2 separate regions of the Homo sapiens genome follow, and region 1 is linked to region 2. The links are chromatin loops, found by intact Hi-C in ENCODE. Cell type or tissue: heart right ventricle. All regions are shown on one strand. Region 1 has its middle 22 kb from the start of APOBEC4. Region 2 has its middle 71 kb from the start of RGL1.

Region 1 (8,000 bases), 59 kb before region 2:
AGTGAAAGGAAGCATTTACTATATCAATTTAGAAAGACTAGTTTCTTCTAAGCTTGCCATTTGACAGAAAGGGAATGAAGAGTGGATGGGACTCTGTAGTTTCTTCATTTGGATAGCTAATGCCCCATAAATCTCCAAAGATACCACATTTATCAAGAAATTTGATATTTAAATTATCACCATTTTCAGCTTCTCTTGTCCCAATTTCTTCCAAATGGAGCTAAACTCAGTTCAATCTGGTTTTCCAATTAGGTAGAGTATATGGAAGCTGAGAGGAAGTATTATGGCTGTAGACTCAGTAGGGCATATGGTGAGCTCTGAAAATCCTCCAAGTGGTTGCTGTTGAGAAATTCATTGTCGGTCTAGTTGTTTCATTATAGATAATTTTTCTTTGTGACATTTAAGAAACATTCCTTACCTTTGATTTTTTTTTTCTTTTTTTTTTTTGAGACAGAGCCTTGCTCTGTCACCCAGGCTGGAGTGCAGTGGCGCGATCTTGGCTCACTGCAACCTCTGCCTCCCAGGTTCAAGCGATTCTCCTACCTCAGCCTCCTGAGTAGCTGGGATTACAGGCACCCACCACCATGCCTGGCTAATTTTTGTATTTTTAGTAGAGATGGGGTTTCGCCATGTTGGCCAGGCTGGTTTCAAACTCCTGACCTTAGGTGATCTACCTGCCTCGGCCTCCCAAAGTGCTGGGATTACAAGCATGAGCCATGGCGCCCAGCCCTTACCTTTGATATTTTAATTTCACTATGATGTGTTTAGGTATGGATTTATCCTGCTTAAAACCCAAATTTCATGATTCTTATTTTTCATTAATTCAGAAAAATAGTCATTATTTTCTGAGTCTTATTTTCTCAACAGAGAAATGTTTCTCTGTTCTCAACAGATAAAAATATTTCTCTCTTTTCCCATCTTTTGGAACATAGATTTGGTATATGTTGAACATTTTCATTTATTCTATGTGATTCTTCATTTCTCTTTTGCAGTGGCTATAAAAATTATCATTCATTTTTCAATGCTGCATTCTAGTTAATTTCTCCGGATCAGTCATCTAGTTCTCCACTTCTTTCTACAGGTCTTTAATCTGCTATTTAACCTACTTAAGGGGTTTTAAAAATCCAGTGCTTATGTTTATCATTTCTACATGCTTTAGGGATTTTGGTCTTTAATTAATTTAAATGTTCTTATAGACTATAACAAACAATTCTATTTTCTAAAGTTCTTGGGAGTCTAACTCTGCTTTTTGTTATTTCTACCTACTCTTGCTTACCTGGATTGCTTTTTGAGTGTGGTAAAATTTTATTTAGTAAGTCATACTTGGTGGGGATCCTGTGTGGCTTACATTCATGGGATGTCTTTCTAGAGCAATGTTTCCATTTTCTTCTTCAACTTTTATTTTAAATTCTGGGGTACGTATGCAGGATGTGCATGTTTGTTACATAGGTAAACATGTGCCATGGTAGTTTGCTGCACAGATCATCCCATCACCTAGGTATTAAGCCCAGCATCCATTAGCTATTCTTCCTGGTGTAGAGCAGTGTTTTTTAATTTTCCTGCATATTAGATTAATCTACTGAGCCTTTAAATATCAAGATGCCAGGTTGAAGCTCAGACCAGTTAACTCAGATACTGTGAGTATGAGACTGAAGCATCAGTGTTTTTAAAACCTCACAGTCAAGATTGAGAACCATTGCTCTAGAGAAAATTTGCCTTTGATTTTTACAGGCACTGTGAGTGTGTTTTCAGACCTGGACCAGTTTAATATCAGTGTCTCAACTTTGGGTTCCTGAACTATATAGGTAGCATAAATTTGAAACTCATGTTTGGGGAACCTTTTTCTTTCTCTCATCAAACATGTAGGCTGAGATAGACAGATTCCTTGTCATCTCTTTGCACTTAGAGAGTAGCCCTTTAGGGGTCATGGGGGCAAGGAAGGGCTCTGTTCTACTTCATCAGGTTGAGCAAACCCAAGGCTTCATTGTTGATTCCGTATGTCTGTGAAATCCTGAACTTCTTGATTACCAATATTAACAAATGCCCTCTGTGTGACTTAAATGTCGATGCCAGTGCAGCAGTTCTATGTTTATGTCTTTTTCTGATTTTGGTTCTAAATTCCTCTTACTTCCGTGAGAGCTCAGCTGTACATTTAGAATCTTTGTTATATTTAACAATTCTCAGTTTTTCTGTGTACTTACATCACACTATTGCTAGAAATAGAAGTCTTGCTATGATGGCATTCTCTACCTTTGTGGCCATGCCCTACCCTTTGGGATCATCCTCTTTTCCAGATGCCTGCCTAAACCAAGTGTGAACTTGCTGTGTCTTTAGACATGGTGCATTGGGTTTGCAAGTGTCTATCTGGCAGGCCCCTGGAGCTTGTATGTGTTCCTTCACCCTGCTTGGCTTGGTCTTGGCTTTGTCTTAATCCATCTGGTCTCTGTTGCCAAGGTCTAGGCATGCTTTGAATTCCAACCTACCTGAATTATGTCAACCTCTATTCTTTTTCTTGTGTTTCCAAGTCTTTGTCTTCACTCACTTGCTAAACTCAGGTCTGGTTTCAGTTTATTTCCTGGACTCATCTTTCCACAAAGGACTCGCTTTCCCTGATTTGAGGGTTTGTAGCACAGTTTATAACACCATGGGAGTGAGTCCAGCTCAGGATTCACATTTCTAGGATGCCAAGATGGTCTGAGCAAATAGCTTCTAACTTTATATGTCATTAAAAAAACACTTGTTACTGAGTATGTAAATTCCAAATACTTTCTATTATATATTGATAACATTTGTACCTATAGTATTAATTGAAGATAAATGCTGTATCACTGATTTTGTCAGGAAGAAGGATACCCTTTACAGTTGAGGATACACTTTTGTTTTTTTTAAATTTGCTTAATTCATGTATAGCCATCTTCCTGTGTATCAAATAAAACCAGCTGTGACTGGATTGTGGCTCTTGTAGTCCATGCAACCTTTTTACTCTGAGACCTTGGAAGGAAGCTGAGTTTGGTGGAAAGCATCCAGAGAACTCTTGGCAGCCTTGATGGATCATTTACCCCAGTTTGGACTTTTCTATCTCTTTTAGGAAGCTCTGCTGAGATCATTACTGAAACATCAGTTTTCCTCAGAGAATAACCCCTGGTCTTCTGCCAGTGGAGTTAGCATTTGGTTATGAAGATGGCTTTGAGAATTAAATAAGATACCTGGAGGCAAGAGTGCATTATGTACCGGTAGTGAGCCCACAGAAATGATAGGTTGCATGATTGTTGGTGGATAGTGGTCTAATATAATCTTTAATCTTTCATCTATCAATTGCATCCTTTAGGATTTGTGTTAATGCCCCCCTTTCAATCATTCTGTCTTTATTTAGATTTCTCTTCATATTTTCTGTCTTTTCTTTCTTGGCAGTATCTTCAAAAGTAATTAGGCGGCTGTCCCAGAAGTTGCCTTTGAAGATTGTTGCAATGTGTATACCTGTCAAAAGGAATTGACCAAACCCTGCTGAAAGCTATTTTACACATCAATTTATGAGCCAATCTCAGCTCTTCTGTTCTGAGCTGATCATCCAGAATGATCCAAAAGGAAACCATCAGAGCCAATCATAGTGCCTGGAGTGATTTTCAGATGCCTTTTTTTCTTCTTTTACTTACACAGGGCACTCGGGAATCTTGCACTCTGGATGAACCCAGTTTACATTTTGGTTGGGATGGGGAAAGTAGAGCTTTAGACTTTATTTTGAAGGCAAAAACCCTTTTATTTACATAGGAAACATTTCAATTCTATATGGTTTTTTTTTTTCTCTTTGTTTTCTTTTCTTCTTTCCCTCTATCCTTCCTTCCTTCCTTCCTTCCATCCTCCCACCCTCCCTCCCTTCTTTCCTTCCTACCTACCAACCTACATTTTTTTTTCTCTCTTTTGGTATCTTGGAACATATCTAAGGCTTTTGGAAAATGGACATTGTTGAAGAAAAAGTGTTATCACTATTACAAAAATATGATTTAGAATAATGGAACCTCAGATTTGGAAAGAACCCAAGGATTCCTTTATTTCAGCCATTTAACTAATGCTTAAATTCTTTCCAATCTAGTCACAGCCCATGATGGGATACCTACATCACCTGCAAGTGTTGGGAAACTTCTGTGTCCTGCAGTATCCCTTACAATTTTGAACAGCTCTGGCTGTTATTTAGTTACTGTTTATGTTGAGCTAAAATATACTCTCCTGTAATGCCTATCCTCTGCTCTTTAGTTTCTTTTTTGGGGACCATAAAGAGCAGTATTTTTAAAATTTCAGGCTGAAATTCAGGGTTGTGAAATAATTTTAATTGGTTATGACCATCATTAAAAGAGAAGAAAAAGGCCAGATGTGGTGGCTCATGCCTGTGATCCCAGTGCTTTGAGAGGCTGAGGCAGGAGGGTCACTTGAGCCCAGGAGTTTGAGACCAGCCTCGGCAACGTAATGAGCACAGGTCTCTACAGAATAATTTAAAAATTAGCTTGGCATGGTGATGTGTATCTGTTGTCCCAACTACTCAGGAGGCTGAGGTGGGAGGATGGCTTGAGCCCAGAAGGTCAAGGTTGCAATAAGCTGTGATTGCACTGCTGCACTCTGGCCTGGGTGACAGAGACTCTGTCTCTAAAAACAAATAATAATAAATAAATAAAAGGAGAAGAAGAACAAATAGAACAGAATGAGAGTAGAACAAAATAGAAAATATCAGAGTATATCACAAGTAGTAAAGTTTTCATGAAACCTTTGTCTTGATTTTATGTTTATTTAATTATATAATTAACTATGTATGTGCACTGTATCTCAATGGTCAAAAGAGTTTGAAAGCTGCTGAATAGAACATGTCTCACTTTTCTTCCCTATGCCACCCACATAGTTGAGCCATTCTCATGCCCCATCAAGTCTTTTCTTCCCTACACGAAGCATTTCCATTTCTTTCCACTCATCCATATGTATCACAGTCTCACATTTCCTTGCCACACTGAACACAGTTCAATGAATCTAGTTTGTATGAAAAATTGGGACCTGGAATCAAAAACAATGTCCCTAGCTATGTTCTAACTGAAACAGGGGCAAGTAGAACTACCCTGTTCTTGGTTAGCAGAATGCACTTCACTGCATTTTAATGCAGCCTGAAGTGATTAGATCGATGAGGATGTGTCACAGAGACTCCAGAGCCAGAGGCCCCTGGGCTGTGTCTCATAGTGATGAAATACACAGCCCAGGGGCCTCTGGCTTTGGAGTCTCTGTTTAGTCAGTGTAAGCCTGCAGATAAGCTGAAGAGTAACCAAGGGCAAGTTACTTCTCTATGCCTCAATTTCCTCATCTGTAATATAAGCATATTTCAAATTTGCAGTATTTTATAATATTTTTGGATTTTTTTTGTGAGTATTAAATGAGTTAATACATGTAAAGGACAGAAAAGGGCATATAATAAGCACTTAGCAATCCCAAATATTTTTAAAGCAATATCAGCAAATTATTGATTCATTGAACATTTCATCAACTCAGACATGTAGAGCTTTCAGCATGTGTATAAATAGTGTGATTATATGTCCCATTGTGCCCAGGGTAGCCCTAGTTTTTACCTATTGTCCTGGCATAATTAATGGTATCCCCTTTCATTCTCAAAGGCTCCAACAGAACCTCAGATTTGCTTATTCCAAATCGTATTTTTGCAGTAGGAATTAATATTTTCCTCAGTTGTGTGCCATCCTAGATAAAAGCCACAACTTCTCTCACTAAATATTTAATCAATTTTGGATTTACTTGGAAGATGGGATCTCTCTCTCTTTTTTTTTCTACTGAAGTTTCACCTGAGCCCGCTGCCCATTGCTATACCTCCTTTCCTTGCCAAGTGGCAGAAGTTAGCTTCAGACTAGAAACTCCAAAGGGGAGGCTGTCCCCCTTGGGCCCAATTACCTGGGTTTAATTTGCCCATCATTCTGTTCTGTGAAGACCTTTTGGATTCTGATTCTGTCATTCAGGATATTTACTAATCCTCAATTTCATGTTATTTTCAAGTCCTTTTTCCTAGGGAGCTGACATCCCTTAAAGGTTGCTTTATGTCTTAATCCAAGTAAGCTGAGGTTACCCAATGGGGTTTTCCAGAGAGGGTTTATATAAAGCCCTGTGGAAGTGTTAATGGTTGCTATGTATTGAACCTTTATTATGTGCAAACAAACTGCACAGTATCCCTCAAATTAGGGGTGTTGTGAACATTTTACACATGTATATTCCCTGGTCAATGTCACATCACCATGAGTTAGGTGTTATCTCCATTTTAGGGGTGAGGGAAGCAAGGTTGTCACGTAGGTAGTGAGGCGGAGAGCTGGGACTTGAATCCAGTCTGTGTGGTGAGGATACCTGGAGAACAGGGCACCCTCAGAATGAAGGTCTGAACAGAGGTTCTTGATAACATAGCCTTTAAACTGGAAGGCTTTTTTTCTGATGTGATAAAATTATACTTCCATATGTAATTCATCATTCTGTTGAGGTCTCATAGTCCTTATTTAAAATATCAATTATTTCCATAAAGATGAAACTATTAAAGCAGATGTGGATGAGGTGGAACTTTGGGGGTTGGAGGATTAATAATTTGAGGGACACTGTGCAGTTTTTTTTCTTGTAAAACATCTATAATGTCTATTTGCTTTTCCTCATACGAATGAAAGAATATGTGCACCTGTGTGTAACCTCCTAGGCAATGAAACAGTTGGCTTTCTGTGGAATAGATTGGTGCACCAAAGACCAAAGTGCCTTCCTTTGAATTATTTTCCCACTTTCCATAGATTTATATTCTTCCCTATCATGATACCATAATCAGTGAGTTTTTTATTGATTTATATCAGACTTACTTCCAAAGAGAACTTGAGTTTATATCACTTTTTGTTGATGTATCAGCAACGTTAAAAATATTACTTCTGTATTACTAACATAGTCTATTACTAAAAAGTAGGCACTATAATGGAATATGTGAATGAATTGGTGAATGGCCAACACATATTAACTTTAAGAATGTTTCTCTCTCACTTGTGTTTTGTTGTTGGTGAGTTGAGCTACTTTGTCTCTTTTTTTTTGACACCAAGATTTTTTTTTTTTCCCTGAGACAGGGTCTTCCTCTGTCGCCAGGCTGGAGTGCAGTGGTGTGATTATGGCTCACTTAAGTGCAAGATTCTTCTAAGCAAGATTTCTTTTTTTAAAAAAGTTGTGATGTTTGAAAGAATGAGTCTATTTCCTAAGGCTTTGGCTTTTGGAGAGGTCTGGTTAGCTTCTTTGAAGATCCAGTCTCACACTGACTGGTTACCTGCATGACAGAAGGGGTAGAAAACAGCCTTTCCAAGGGTGAGACAAAGACCTCTTAACTGTCACTGTTAGTCCCCTTTTACAAGCCCAAAATAGTTACTGAAGCCGCTAGGGCTGGGCATTTGCCATATTAACACCTCCAGCTTTTAAGTGGAAAGACTAGGAGACGTGAGTACCAAAGTGGATGGAAGAGCATTTATATATAGGTCCTAAGCATATCAGAGGGAGGAAAGGCTAAGCCCATCATTTGTTCCTGGCTCCTCCTGCTGATGCCTTTGAGATGTGAGGGTCAGGTTGCTTCAGCAGAGCCTAAAACTTAGTCTTTCCCTTGTAGAACCTTTTAAATTTCTACCTAAGTTATAATTCACATCCGAAAGCACACCAGTCTTTGATTTAAGTATTTTTATATTTACATTTATTATTTATTTTTATTATACTTTAAGTTCCGGGATACATGTGCAGAACATGCAGGTTTGTTACATAGGTATACATGTGCCGTGGTGGTTTCCTGCACCTATCAACCCGTCATCTACATTAGGTATTTCTCCTAATGCTATCCCTCCCCTTGCCCCCCACCCCCGACAGGCCCCCGTGTGTGATGTTCCCCTCCCTGTGTCCATGTGTTCTCATTGTTCAACTGTCACTTATGAGTGAGAACATGCGGCGTTCAGTTTTCTGTTCCT
Region 2 (8,000 bases):
TGGTTACAGGAAACCAACTATGACAGTCCATTATACATGGAAGGCTAGTGTTGCCAGATTTTAATTTGGAGAGTACAGAACATAATTTTGACTAATTGGTCCAGTAGGAACTAGAGTAGAATCTAAACAACTCTGGAGGTCTGTGGCAATGAAACAGGGAAGGAGGGAGAGATTTAATCAACCTTCACCCAGGCAGGCTGTTGACAGATTTCTAGGCTGACTTAATCAATGTACTTATTTCTCAGGTAAGACCTCAAAACTATTTGGATCTAATTTCACTATACTTCATCCTGTTCATGATATTATGCTTTCAAAGTAACAAGCCTCGAATTCCTTTTAAGGGCACACAAAAGAGTAAAACACACTTTCTTTTTGTCCCGTCTGAAGTGGACAAATGGAGTGGGTGCATAGAAGTTGTAACTCTGAGTCCACTTAAGTTTTGCAAGTGTATAAGTCATTTTTCAGTACACAATGAAGTTAACAATTAATATCTTTGTGGTATCCAGAAACAATGTCAACCAAAATTGGAGCAATGAACCTGAGAATTGAATTCACTTGAGCTATAAATCATAAACCCATCAATCTCTAGAGCAGAAGCAAAAGTGAAGTCATTGAATATTATAATAGATTCCATATGTTGTTTTAAAGAAGGCTTAAAAATAACTAGACTTACAGGTTACCATATTTCTGTGGCAAAAATTTACATATGTGAATAAGAAGTGAAATAACTGACTGTCCAATTTTTGCTTCTGTTTTCTGCCACTTCTTTTTAGTAGTGGAATAATTATTTAGCTCTTGAAGGGCAGGGCAGAGGAAGTGTGATAGGCACTAGAGAATGTGGAGGAGCTGATAAAATAGAATATGAAGGGAGGTAGAAGAAACTGACTCTCAGCTTTGGTAGAAAAGGTAGCACAGATAAGGAAGCACAATTTCAGATAACCCTCTTGGCCTTTCCCCTGCTACCTTATTACAGAGAGTTAGTGTTTCTCCTTAAGCATTAAAGTTACAAAGCCAAATAGTAACATGGCCACAATTCTGTGAAAATTTTGAAAGGCCATGACAAAATGAAAATGAAAGCTTTGTTCTAAGTCAGACAGATCTGTTTTCAAATTTGGACCCTGCTCTGTGACCTTGGGCAATTCACTTAATTTCTCTGAGCTTCAGTTTCATCTGGATGGGGAATTAATACTTACCTCAAAGAGCTCTCAGTGTAATACACTTGTGTATTTCTCTCTTCTAACACCTATCCTGTCAGTTTGAAATATAATCTATCATTTTGAAATGTATCTCTTTCTTCTCATACGATTGTAGACTTCCCAGGAATTGAGATTAAGAACTCCCAGCTCAAGGGCCAATTAGTGGAGAACACAGGCTTAACTTATCTTTGTTTCGCCCTGCCCCATACACACCTCGCACAATAATTAGGCTATAGCTACGTAAAACTTTAGGGACTTCTTCCTTCCTGTGACAGCATGGTGCTAGGTGAGATTTAAGGAAACTACACGTCATGTCCCTGCAAATTTGCCATCTTGTTATAGTCAGTCAGATTGGCCCACTAACCCTCCAGCTAGAAAGTCAGGAATGCTAAATCTTATATTTGCATGATTGCTGTTGTGCTAAGGTGTCAGAACGCAAGATACAATCTTAGTTCAAGTTTACACTTTGGTTTATGGGAAATAGCAAGGTCAATCTGTGGCAATGAAAAAAATGGAAAGTCCTGTAAAAGTTTAAGGAGGGAAGAATAAAAGGAAGAGAAAAGAAACTGTAACCCAGTTGGAATGAAATGGTAACATGGAATGAAATGATCCTCTTTCCCCCCAGACAGATGTTGGCATGGATTTCATATGGACTCTGAAACTAAAGCCGACACCCAACCGAGTGCTCAAGCCCTACATTCCATCCACCCCTCATTTGTTAGTATCAAAATTGAGGCATTTCACAAACTTGGCTATCGAATACTGTATGTGTGTGGAAAAGGGCCAGATAAAATGGGCCAATTAGAACACAGCCACATCTGTCAAAACTCTAACCCTTAACCTTAGTGAAAATATAATCTAGGATCAAACACAGAAGCCCCGCAGATGTACACAAGTCATTTAATGCAGCCCTTGGAAAGACTGTGATGAACAGCTGGTGCTATTGTGAAGGCCTGATGAGAAAGCCAGGCTTGGTTTTGCTACGAATATTTGCAATTTTAAAGAAAAAAAATAGGTTCTAATTGAGTAACCATTGAATGTATCCCAGTAAGGTCCTTCCCATAGGCTGAGTTGAAAATACTCTGACTCCGTTGCTATGCAAAGCAGTTTCTAAACATGTTTTGAAAATCCGTTTGAAATTTGAGAGTAGAATTTGGTTCTCAAAGGCTTCATTTAGGCTTAAAACCTTTTGGTTCACTCTAAAATAATGCGAGGGTTTCATCCTTAATGGACTATCGAGGTTAAATTCAACAGCTGCTTCTCCTCTGATATATATTTATGAATGCAGGATGCATTCTATATGGTACAGTACACCCTCACAGAGCTCTGAGTAAGAGGAAAAAAACATGGAAACAAATTTTTTTTTAATGTTGGAGTGTCCTTACGGGGTTTGCTAAAGGACAAATGGGGCTCTCATTAAAAATAGGGATTGTATCTTCTTGAGTATACATGGATCGTGACCAACACAACAGTTTTTACTGAATTTACTGATAAAAATGTCACTATGTTATGTCAAGCTCAAGTCTTTGGGAGGGTTTTTCAGGATTCTGTAAGATATGGCTTTGACTTTGTATTCGCTTTTGGGCACCAGGTCATCAGGGAAAAGTCACAAGATCTATGCAAAAGGCAGCGTCAGGAAGCAGCATCTCTAGTGGTTTCCCCTTGGTTTCATTGTCCCTGTGTTCCTGTGTTCATCTGGGTTATTGAGTCTTTGATCCCACATGGGAAAGGTTTGCCATGTTGAGCCAGTAGTAGTATAACTCATTCTAACTAAGGCACATAGCTTCTGCCCTCTCCCCTGCTGGATGAGTATTGGACCAATTCCTTTGTCCTTAGCACCACTTACAAGGATTTATTTCCATTCCAGAGGATTTATTCCCATTCAGAGAAGGAACAACATAGTTAGATAGGAATAAAAATGCTACTCTGTGTATAAAGCTTCTTGCACCTAGCTAATCTAGCAAACTGGTGTTTTGGTCTTCAACACTAACTAGATCATTATTATGTGACACTAATTAAAGGGTCTTCTGTAATGGGATAAGGTGTTATCTGATCAAATGAAGGAGGAATGATATTTGGCAGTATATGGTATATGTGAAAATCATGGTGTTCTTGCTACTTAGAGACTGTGAGAAGGGATAAGGATTGGCTTAGAGCCAGCTCACTCTACATGCTCTCCCAGAAGTGTTTTCTTGAAAGAGTTTTTCCCCATTGGGACCTTCCATTTTCCTCTGGCTTAGTAAAGTGACTGTAATTAAATAGATTCAATTTCTGTTTATGGTGAAGTAAAAGATTGAGAACAGATTGCTCTTTAACCTGAAATGTGGAAGGGCTAGTCGATTCGGAAGCTAGTTAAAATGATTTTGTGTATTAACTGGTAAACTCAACAGATTTTTTCCCCTGTGAATCTAACATTTCTAGATCTTTGCATTCCTCCCGTGAGAAGTCCACCTCTGAATCCTTTCGAGAGCTCAGATTCCTAGGAACTCAGATTTTTGAACATCTACATGATGTTATTTTGTAAGTGGAACACTGACTATTAAAGGATAGCAGTGGAGTGGAGTGGTGAGGGCACAGCTCTGGGTCAGGATAACTGGAGAGAAACCCTAAGGCTTATTCCATAATCTCTCTTGATTTGAGCTTCTGAGGATAAACTGAGGCTTGTAACATGCTAGCCCAGTATCTGGTGTAGTAAATATTGAATGCACTGTGGTGGAGAGGGTTGTGTTGTCAATGTTGCTGTTGTTATTGTTGAGACCTAAAGGATTGCTATGATCTAAATCAGCTTAATTTCCTTCAACTTGATAAAAATTAGCCTGTGACTATTGAACTGGATGATGCTCTCCTAATGGTTTTTGCATTTTGCCTTCATTCAGCCAGTTAAAGCTGGTGTTTACAGAATTGTGAAACATTTGAGCCTGGGACAGTCATGTGATTTACAGTTTTGTCTTGTTTCATGCTTTCCAGCAACATAATTACTGAACTTTTTATCGTAATAAAAATATAGGCAATAAAAAAGGCAGTCCCCTGGAATTCCCTCTATCTCTCTTAGAATGCTAAAGGATATTTTTTTGTGATCTCAGCTCTGTTCTGTTAAGTATCCTCTCCCTTCCCCACGTCTGTCTTTGCAGATTTGTGACCAGACGGCTGCACTGAATGGAGACTAGGAAGGGAGCCCAACTGTTTTCCTTGTGTTGGCCCTCTGTGCCGAGCAGGGATTGTTGAGCAAAGCAGGGATTGCTGAGCAGCGTTTCTCCAGGGAGGGTCACAGGGTAGTACAAACCCACTCTGGATTTTTCTTTTTTTTTTAATTATTAAAAACTTTGGCCAAATACTATCAGTAAGGGGGAGAAAGTATGTGGTTTGAAGACCAGTTGGACCAGTCTTTTAAAATATCAACTGGAATAAAGCAAGAATGCCTTACACTTCTTTAATTTTCTACATTTAACAGGAGACAGTTGCTCCCAGAGTCACTTCTAACTCCACAGACAGTATTGTGCAACCTTGCTCAGCATTTGGAGACACTATATAATTAAAATTCCTTTGAAAATGGTTGCCCAATGATTGACATTTATTCCAAAATACATTATCATGTTGAATGCTTAATTCCTTCTTCCAGTACATTTTCTTTAATAAAAAAGTAAAAATCTATTTTTTAAAAGGGTGATGGAGTTTTGTAAAAAATTGAAGCAGTGTAACAAACTTATGTCTAATCTTGCTCTTAAAGAGCTGGCAGGCTAGCAGGGGAGACCAGAGTAAGTTATGGAAAGCAAAAAAAGCAATACTCAGGATATAACTGAGTTGCCTTATATAGATAGACTTGAAATGCTGCTGAGATTCCAAAGAGGAAGAGATAATAGGAATCTGTTGCTCTCTTACCTCCTAGTACATTGACTCATACCTCCACTTCAAACACAAGCAACATTTAGTATTACTACGAAATTATCTAATGGGCTTCCTTTCTCAGGGCAGTAGGAATCTGTCTCTCTGCTGTGGCTTTCTGGAGTCCTTCCCTTCTGATGTCTGTCTGTGCCCCAGTTTCCATTTTCATATGGTCATCTTTGATTCTGGATAGCTGCTTCTCTCTGTGTTCTCAGAAGAAATAGACTAGTGAGATCACTGTCATGCCCCCTCCACAATTAGGAGGCTGTATCTTGAGACCTTCTTGGATCCCACAATTTGTAGATATCACAATAGCAATCATGGTTAGAGAAGTCTACCACCAAACCAGGAGTTAGATGCTAAGGATGGGTGAGCATGTCCAAATAGCAGCTTTAAAAAGCCTCAGCACACTTACAATAGACTACATGTCAGAGTTTTGGGTTATCTCTGAATAGTCAAAACCCCGATATTATATACATGTATGTAAAGAGGCTATTTTAATATCATACTGTTTGTTTGACTTTTGAGTAGTGAATGCATAATATGGGAATAAGTACAATACGTGAGTGAAACACCGAAATCACCTTTCACTGTTTTGTTTAGTAGTTTGGAGCCTTCAGTTCTTCTGGAAAAATAATTCAATGCACATTAGTTTTGCTTTCTACATTTGAGGGAGGTGAATGCTTTACTTTTGTAACTGTAAGAGGTCTCAGCAGTCTTGTAGCCTATTCATATTAAAGATAAGGACACTGAGGCCAAGAAAGGTGAAATGGCTTGCTTAATGGTTACACAGAGAATTAACTGTAGCTTCATGATTTTAACTCAGGTCTTGTGACTAGAATTTCAGTGCACTTTGCATTAGGCAATTCTGAACCTTTGAGTAAAACTAAAATGCAAAGACTGCTCTTGATAGCATTCTAGGTGGAAGAGTTGAAGATAGTAGGATATAAAGATAAACAAACCTATCTTATCTGGACAGGACCTCAGCTCATTAGGAAGAGGAATGAGGAAGAGAGAATGTAGGAGGAAAGAAATGGCAGAAAGACAAATAATCATGGGAAGGGACTGGAACAGGGTAAATGCCAGACATTTTCAAGATTAGAAGAAATCTGAGTTGAGTTTGAAAAATTGAAAGATTTCTTCAGGTAGAAGCAAAAGGAAAATAAGCAGAAATATTATCACATATAAGGGAGTCTGCAGAGGAAGAAGAAAAGCATGACCCTAATAGATAAAGATAAGAAGCACCAAATCATTTCAATAAGTTTCTGAATTTTAAACACTTTCTTTTCCTTCCAAACCATTTAAAGAGGAGGAGGAGGAGAAAAAAATAACGATTTGTGAGGGATGTCTCATATGCTATTTATTATAAGAAGGAAAGTAAAATTCAATAAATTACAAAATGATGTATCAAACAAAGTTCAGCATGGAGGTTAATAAAATAAATACAGACTTGAGTGGAGTTGTGTCCTAGCACTTACTTTTAAAGCCATGTTTCAAAAAAAGGGCATCCATGGAAGTGATGGATAATTTTTATCTGATAGCAAGAACAGACACTAATAATGGCAAGTTATTGTGTTCTTAGATTGTTATTTTAATACTTAACGTTTTCAAGATTAGCCTCTGAGAAGCTGCTCATTTACTTTTGGTGCATAATGATCACTTAGGGTATGAAGCCATCAGCTGCGCCCTTTGTTATGACCATGGAAAATGTTATGACCTCCTGTCAATGATTATTTTGGAAGGAATAGAAGAAATAAGTTATGATTACATATTATAGATATTATAAGCATAGTGTTAGTAAATATTTTAAAAAGAAGACTAGGCACAGTGGCTCATGCCTGTAATCTTAGTACTTTGGGAGACTGAGGCAGGAGGATCACTTGAGCCCAGGTGAGACCAGCCTGGGCAACATAGTGAGATTCTATCTCTACAAAAAAAAAAAAAAAAATCTTTCCATGGCTTTCTCATCTGCAGATTGTTTCTCAGTGTCAAGCAAGCACATCTTTCTTCCATCCCACCTGTCTTCCCTGTTTTAATTTTATTTCTGTGCTTCATAAGGTTGAGGCAGTATGCAATCACAATCCTTTTACAATTACAAAAAAATTCCCAAACAATTTTCTTTTTTAATTTTTGAGAAAAATTTTGCTTTTATGCTCTCTGATCAGATTTGCCTTTATATACATACAGGTTCCTTTTTTCACCCCACTCCCAACTTAAGGCTGATTTTACCATCCAGTTGTTTAAACAAAATTCTGTTTTGGGTATCAGGTGTTTTAAATTAAAAATTCTTCAAAATTGATTTCCAAAGGAGTCCGTAAGGCTTACGATATTTTAGACCAATTCTTAACTAGAACAGAAAATTTTGCCTTTTAGGTTTACAGTGATTTCATATTATCTGATGATTCTGTTGAAGGGGCCCATTATTTATGGTATTTGCCTGGAGGTTGTCTTGTAAGCCTTGACTATGTGTTTTAAGAAAGAAGGCAGGCTGAGTGCGGTGGCTCATGCCTGTAATTTCAGCACTTTGGGAGGCCGAGGCAGGCAGATCACCTGAGGTCAGGAGTTCCAGACCAGCCTGGCCAACATGGCGAAACCCCGTCTCTACTAAAAAATACAAAAATTAGCTGGAGGTGGTGGCAGATGCCTGTAATCCCAGCTACTCGGGAGGCTGAGGCATGAGAATCGCTTGAACCCTGGAGGCAGAGGTTGCAGTAAGCTGAGATCACGCCACTGCATTCCAGCCTGGGCGACAGAGCAAGACTCCGTCTAAAAAAAAAAAGAAAGAAAAAGAAAGAAGTCAGCAGTTCAACTATAAGATGCACAGTATATCAGAGGTAGTGGAAAGTCTACATATGCCTCCTATTTTAATTTTAACAAAAAAATGACTCTGTCACATAGACTTCTAGCTCTTTTTAGCGGAAT

What was found. Peaks named below come from ENCODE experiments on the same cell type or tissue, not always from the same donor. Only the 100,000 strongest peaks of a DNase experiment are listed, where the experiment ranks them.
Region 1: it touches region 2 in a loop (2.1-fold over the local background); 2 of 110 quality-filtered maps call a loop at or near these places.

Annotation. Positions count from the first base shown.
Region 1 is chr1:183,671,504-183,679,503 of GRCh38, forward strand. It overlaps a transcript of RGL1 not described here. Among named protein-coding and RNA genes, the nearest start is that of APOBEC4, 22 kb to the left of the region's middle. In heart right ventricle, no CTCF peak of the experiment used is centred here; a DNase peak (open chromatin) is centred at 3,026.
Region 2 is chr1:183,730,574-183,738,573 of GRCh38, forward strand. It overlaps a transcript of RGL1 not described here. Among named protein-coding and RNA genes, the nearest start is that of RGL1, 71 kb to the right of the region's middle. In heart right ventricle, no CTCF peak of the experiment used is centred here; a DNase peak (open chromatin) is centred at 4,378; H3K27ac peaks cover 3,883 bases.